Regions from separate parts of the Homo sapiens genome. Here region 2 is linked to region 1. Evidence: chromatin contacts called from ENCODE Hi-C or POLR2A ChIA-PET data. All regions are on one chromosome and are shown on one strand. Each heading gives the region's core, a stretch centred on a gene start or an enhancer-like site at or near the end of the contact. The rest is flanking DNA. Distances are from core to core; before and after follow the strand shown. Region 1 overlaps EIPR1 (EARP complex and GARP complex interacting protein 1). Region 2 holds the start of RNASEH1-DT (RNASEH1 divergent transcript).

Evidence for each region. Hi-C counts contacts between places; a loop is a spot of excess contacts on that map. ChIA-PET counts read pairs that join two places held with the same protein, here RNA polymerase II (POLR2A). Pooled maps may share reads with other maps.
Region 2: a loop to region 1 is called in a pooled map, with 11 times the contacts of the local background. The contact joins the promoter of RNASEH1-DT here to the enhancer-like site in region 1. A Hi-C loop is called at or near these places in 2 of 37 single-sample maps with no recorded cell type and 11 of 50 pooled maps. POLR2A ChIA-PET finds 5 or more read pairs at or near these places in 4 of 52 experiments (B cell, GM12878, activated CD4-positive, alpha-beta T cell and 1 more).

Annotation. Positions count from the first base shown.
Region 1 is chr2:3,221,995-3,224,611 of GRCh38, reverse strand. The region is part of intron 4 of EIPR1 (EARP complex and GARP complex interacting protein 1); the gene reads left to right. Among named protein-coding and RNA genes, the nearest start is that of LINC01250, 97 kb to the right of the region's middle. RefSeq lists an enhancer at 1,245-1,444. Within about 2 kb of position 1,336, at least 7 of the 41 ENCODE cell types and tissues checked have a DNase peak (open chromatin) inside an H3K27ac peak, as active enhancers do; they include B cell and GM12878, where a contact is called at or near this core.
Region 2 is chr2:3,557,082-3,559,698 of GRCh38, reverse strand. It overlaps RNASEH1-DT (RNASEH1 divergent transcript), which reads right to left and starts at 1,313. Exons shown (of 3, transcript NR_038429.1): 1 at 701-1,313; 2 at 1-251. It overlaps RNASEH1 (ribonuclease H1), which reads left to right and starts at 1,366. Exons shown (of 8, transcript NM_002936.6): 1 at 1,366-1,566. The coding sequence starts at 1,439. RefSeq lists silencers at 915-1,234, 1,605-1,704 and an enhancer at 1,265-1,514.

The DNA of each region.
Region 1 (2,617 bases), core at 87-2,586:
AAACTTTCACACGGGGCTGCCTCTTCCTGCCTGTGTATGGGGCAGGCAGTGTGCCTTGATCATGGGGCCCTGCAGCAGAGCCTGGAGCCTTGTGATAGAGTGTCCAGTCAGGCACCTCTGGTCCTTTGAGGTGAAACCTGTTTGGCAATCAGGGCTGGTTGGATGGGCAGGTGTGTATCACCCAATTCTGAATCTTTCTAGTTGAGCAACCTAAGGTGTAAAGTAAGGCGGATGTGACTATTAGAGGTAAAGCCGGGCGCATGGTAGGAGCTGCGTAAGTGCCGGTTGCTCTTACGGCAGGGTTGAAGCTGACTTCCTGTTGGAAGTAGCACTTGAGCCTAAGACTGTGTCTGGATGGTGAGTCCTTAAAGTAAGACACTGTATGTTTTCTTGTTTTAATGATGGAAAACGGCAAATACAGGCCGAGATGGGACCAGGCAGAGACTACAGGGAGACAAGTTTAGCCGGTAAGGCGGGAATCAGGCAGGCGGTGTCTCCAGACAACCTGGAATGAAATAAAGTCATGGCCAGATCTTAGGTTAGATTGAAGAAAAGGCAACACAACAGACATTAAAAAGTACAATTCAGTGAGCTTTGTTTTGCATTTAGAGTTTGAGAATGATAGAGAGGTGTAACTACTCTGAAGCGTTTGTTCCCGGGATGGTTCTCTTGGTTGGAAGAGGTGGGTGCCACAGAGGAGCACTTTCTGCTTGATACATGGGGAGTTTAGGGGTCACATGGGACATGTGGTCGGAGCTGGGGAGTCCACTGGACGAATTGGTTCTGGCTTTGTCCACAGGCATGCCGCCATGCCGTTCCAGCCCTCAGAATGGGAGTGAGCAGTTTTGGGAGGAGGAGCATAGAGAGAGCAGAGGGCAGGTGTCCACCCTGGGGGCCACCTACAGGGCTGCACCTTGACCTGGCCCCAGCAGCCCCTTGTGAATTGATTCACAAGCAAAGCCTCTTTTTTAGTGGGGCGCTTTGGATACTGAGTAGCAAACCCTTTCCATGGGGTTCTAGGGTGAACCAGTCTTCACTGACTTGTACTTGATAAACAGACTTTTTCTAAGTTTATTTTTTATGCATTTAAGAACGCGCAAAACATCCTCACATACTCAGAGGGGGCGGGATGAATTCTTCCCTCCTCCTTCGTCAGCACACAGTTTACTAAAGGCCTCTTAGGTGCCTGTCACAGCCTGAGCTGGCTGCTTGCATATTCCCATGAGTGGGAGGTGTGAGCTCGTTGCTCATACAGTTGAGAGTCTGGCCAGGAACCCGGGTGCCGGTGGTGATCAATGTGTTGCATGTGTGGGGGGAGTGCAGGCTGCCACGGGAAAGGACCAGGGAAAGTCCCAGCGACCTTTGTGGATCAGTCAACTCCGTGGGAGGAAGTGGTGTTTCGACCAAGGCCTGAGAATGTGCAGGCCAAGTGATAGGAAGTAGGCCACATCTCTCTTCGTTGTCATCTGCAAACTACGCATTTTATTGTAAGCTATGTGCCCTTCCAGCTTCAGTCCTGGTCCTGTGAAGAATAATCCATCTTGCCAGTCTCAGGCTTGGGCAGTTTGTAGGACCCTGAGGCTCCTGGGCTCAGATTCTTCTGAATTGTCTTTCTTGACCCTTTCCCTCTTTGCCTTGACATTTATCTCTTAACAAGAAAGACACACAAAACCGTGATTGGTTAGGGAACCGCCCGTCACTACTCTGCAAACATGTAGCCACCACCCATGGCTGTGTTTCCAGAAAGCCACGAAGCTTCTGTTTGTGTAGTTGGTTTCCTAGACTCCTAGCAAGATGATATCTCGATCTGGTCTCTCTGAAAGCGAATCCACGATGTCATCATGCACCCATCTACCCAGGTGACAGGTTTTCAGTCTGGCAGTCATTCTTCAGGGCCCTCCACGCCCAGGCCTCCCTCCCACAGACTCAGTTGGTACCGAGGCTCAAGTGCCATGTGACCTTCCTTCATTTCCCTGTGCTCTTTGCAGACTTCATCACAGCCTTACAATGTTCCCTGTGATCTTCAGAACCCAAGAAGCATTTCTTGAAAGCTTTACCTGTGAGAACTCGAAGCCAGTTATTTTCTAAAGCAAATCAATATTACCTCCTGTAGTCTTTAAGCCTTTTTTTGCTTCTTTTTGAATTATATTTTTTCTTCATAGATCTAAAAAGTTACTTATACAGCCACTTGAAACTCATTTTATTGCTTCCTCTGATAATATGACTGAGAAATATGAGCTTTTTCATAGAGAAGTATATCCCTTGGCCCACGCCAAGGCAGATATAAAATCAGTCGCATGCAGAGAAAATGAGTGGAATAGCACACCACGATTTCCTGCAGGAAATACAGTCCTCTCCCCCACTTATTTTATTCCACACCTGGAGCAAAACTAGGCTAAGATGACCCATTTTCTTCTAGCCAGGGGAAGAAGGCGTTGCAGTGATATGTCTGCAGGGAGAGTGTCTTTTAGAGCACATGCTGCTCTTAAGTGCAGGATGCTGTGCTGCTGGATGTGCATGTAGAGGCAAATGTTTGATTCGGCTTTGAATCTCCACCACTTTGGAATTGGTACCCATTCAAATGCATACATAAGTGTCTTGTGAAACAAACAAAAAA
Region 2 (2,617 bases), core at 64-2,563, 340 kb before region 1:
CCGTTCCTTCTTCCTAGAATGTCCTGCTTCTTTCTCTTTGTCTAACTCATGTGAATGAACTTTTTAAAAAATTAGTATCCTTCAAAACTGTATTTGCTCAGGCGTTCTGATGTGAGGCCCTCCTGACTCTCCAGGTGCGGGTGCTTCTCTGCTCTGTGTCTCTCACCTCCAACAGCTTGTTCTGCCTGCGCACTATTTGCTGATGTGTTATCTCCGGGGATTCTCGAATTTCTCACCTTCATCCCCAAGGCCTGACAAAATACATGGCAGGTGTGCAAAAGGCTTGTTAGAAGACCTTAAGAAAATTAAAGAAAAGTGGTTTAAAAATAATTCGAATAACAATGTTTGCCAATGGAGACTTTTTTTTTTTTTTTGAGACGGAATCACGCTCTGTCGCCCAGATGCAACCTCCACCTCTCGAGTTCGAGCGCCTCTCCTGCTTCAGCCTCCTGAGTAGCTGGGATTACAGGCGCAGGCGACCACGCCCGGCTAATTTTTGTATTTTTAGTAGAGACAGGGTTTCATCATATTGGCCAGGATGGTCTCGATCTCCTGACCTGGTGATCCACCCGCCTTGGCCTCCCAAAGTGCTGAGATTACAGGCGTAAGCCACCACGCCCCTCCAACCCATGAACACTTTTAAAATTACTTGATTTGCTTACAGAGCAAAAGGTCAAATGGGGAGAATTCTAAAAGTTACCTTCTCAACTCAGTTTTCTCCCGGGTCGTGGTGCTTGAGGCACTGGATATCCCCTGGTTAAACACCCACGTGCAGTGGAGCAGGGAGGGGACGCGCCCCTTCGGGGGTGGGCGCCCAAGGCAAGGGGAGGAATGCGGCTTCCACGGCCTCCCCTCTCGCCCTCCTTTGTGCTTATTCTAATTCATGAATTCTAACATCTTTCTGCCCACTAAAAAATGTGCATTCATTCATCTGGCCACAGCCCTTACTGTAGATCCGCATCCCTGGAGCTCTCGAGGAGCCGCGGTTACCGCACGTGGGTGCCGGGCGCCAGGGGGTTCAAGGGCTTCCCGCGGTGACCCGAGCACGCCGGGGCGTGGCCCCCGAACTGCGGCCTGGGGGCGGGGAGAGAAGGGGCCCAACATGGTCCATCTCGACCTTCCTCTGCCGGGCCCAGGGCTTCAGCCCCGCTCCCATAGGCCCCGCCCCATCCCAGACCTCGCCCGCCTTCGGGATCTCAGCCCTGGCTCCGCTTCTTCAAGTACCGACAGGAAGTTGACGAGTTCGGGCTCGTCAGGGGCCGAGCTCCGGGCTCCGCCCTACGACACCGCCCCTCCCTAGGCCCCGGCCCTCATCAGGACTCCGCCCAGACGTGCGTCATCTTCCCGCGCCGGTGACGGAAGTGCGGTGTTGAGCGCCGGCGGCTCGCGCCCACGCTGGGCCGGGAGTCGAAATGCTTCCCGGTGCCGGGAGTGAGCGATGAGCTGGCTTCTGTTCCTGGCCCACAGAGTCGCCTTGGCCGCCTTGCCCTGCCGCCGCGGCTCTCGCGGGTTCGGGATGTTCTATGCCGTGAGGAGGGGCCGCAAGACCGGGGTCTTTCTGACCTGGTGAGTGGCCCGCCCGCCGAGGCGCCTCCCTGCCGGCATCGGGGTCGAGGGAGGCCGGAGCCCGGCTAACCCCGGCGGCGGGAGCCTGGCGGTCCGAGTCTGTGCCGCGCGCTGTGGCTGTGGGTGGTCGGGGGACCGCCTCGTTTTCCTGCTCGGCCGGCGGGGTTCCAGGAGGCTCATGGCCTGGGACTGGAACGCACCGAAGACTTGTTTGAAATATCAGAAACGTCGCGTAAAGGTTAGGGGTGGCCTAATAAACCCTGTGTTTAATCCTCCATCTTTGTTGCAGTTAAAGTGCAACAAAAAGTGACACGTAATCAGAACGAACCCCCGTTACCAGAAGACTTTCCGTACCAGCTAAATTGGGATTGGAACTCAGTACCTAATCTTCCCTTTTAAAAAAGGCAAATTCTAATAAGCCAGTATTTGCAGTTGGATCCTTGTAACAACCCTTGGAGGTGAGAGGGATTATTCTCACTTTCAGGTATAGTTCTTGGGGTCAGGAAGTTCCCAGGGCATGTAACTGACAGAGAAAGGACTTGAGCCCAGCTGTTCTGACTGTACCACCAGAACTCTTCCCACTACAAGATACCAAAGTTCGTTACCTGTGTTTCCCCATGCACGGCAGCTACAGTATTGAGGAAGAAGCATCTCAGAAGTTGACCTTTTTGTTGTAAAGAAATGGTTAATATTTTTTTCAAAGACCGCAGTATTTTGTTATGCTTTGAGTTTGACGAAAGCCTTATGGTGCTGGTGTGCTGGCTGGCTGGCATACAGTAGAACACAGGTGTAGAGTCTGACGTGCAGGATAAAACTATAAGGTGCGACTCTGCCCTTTTCACGCAAAAATTGGTCCTCTATATCCAGTTTGCATCCTCAGTTTCAGCTAACCATAGATCAAAAATATTTGGAAAAAATTAAAATAGAATACAGTTTTAAAATACGCATAAAAAGACAATACAACTATATAGATTGTATTAGGTATTATAAACTAGAGATGATTTAAAGCATGCAAGAAGATGTGTGTGGGTTATTTGCAAATACACCATTT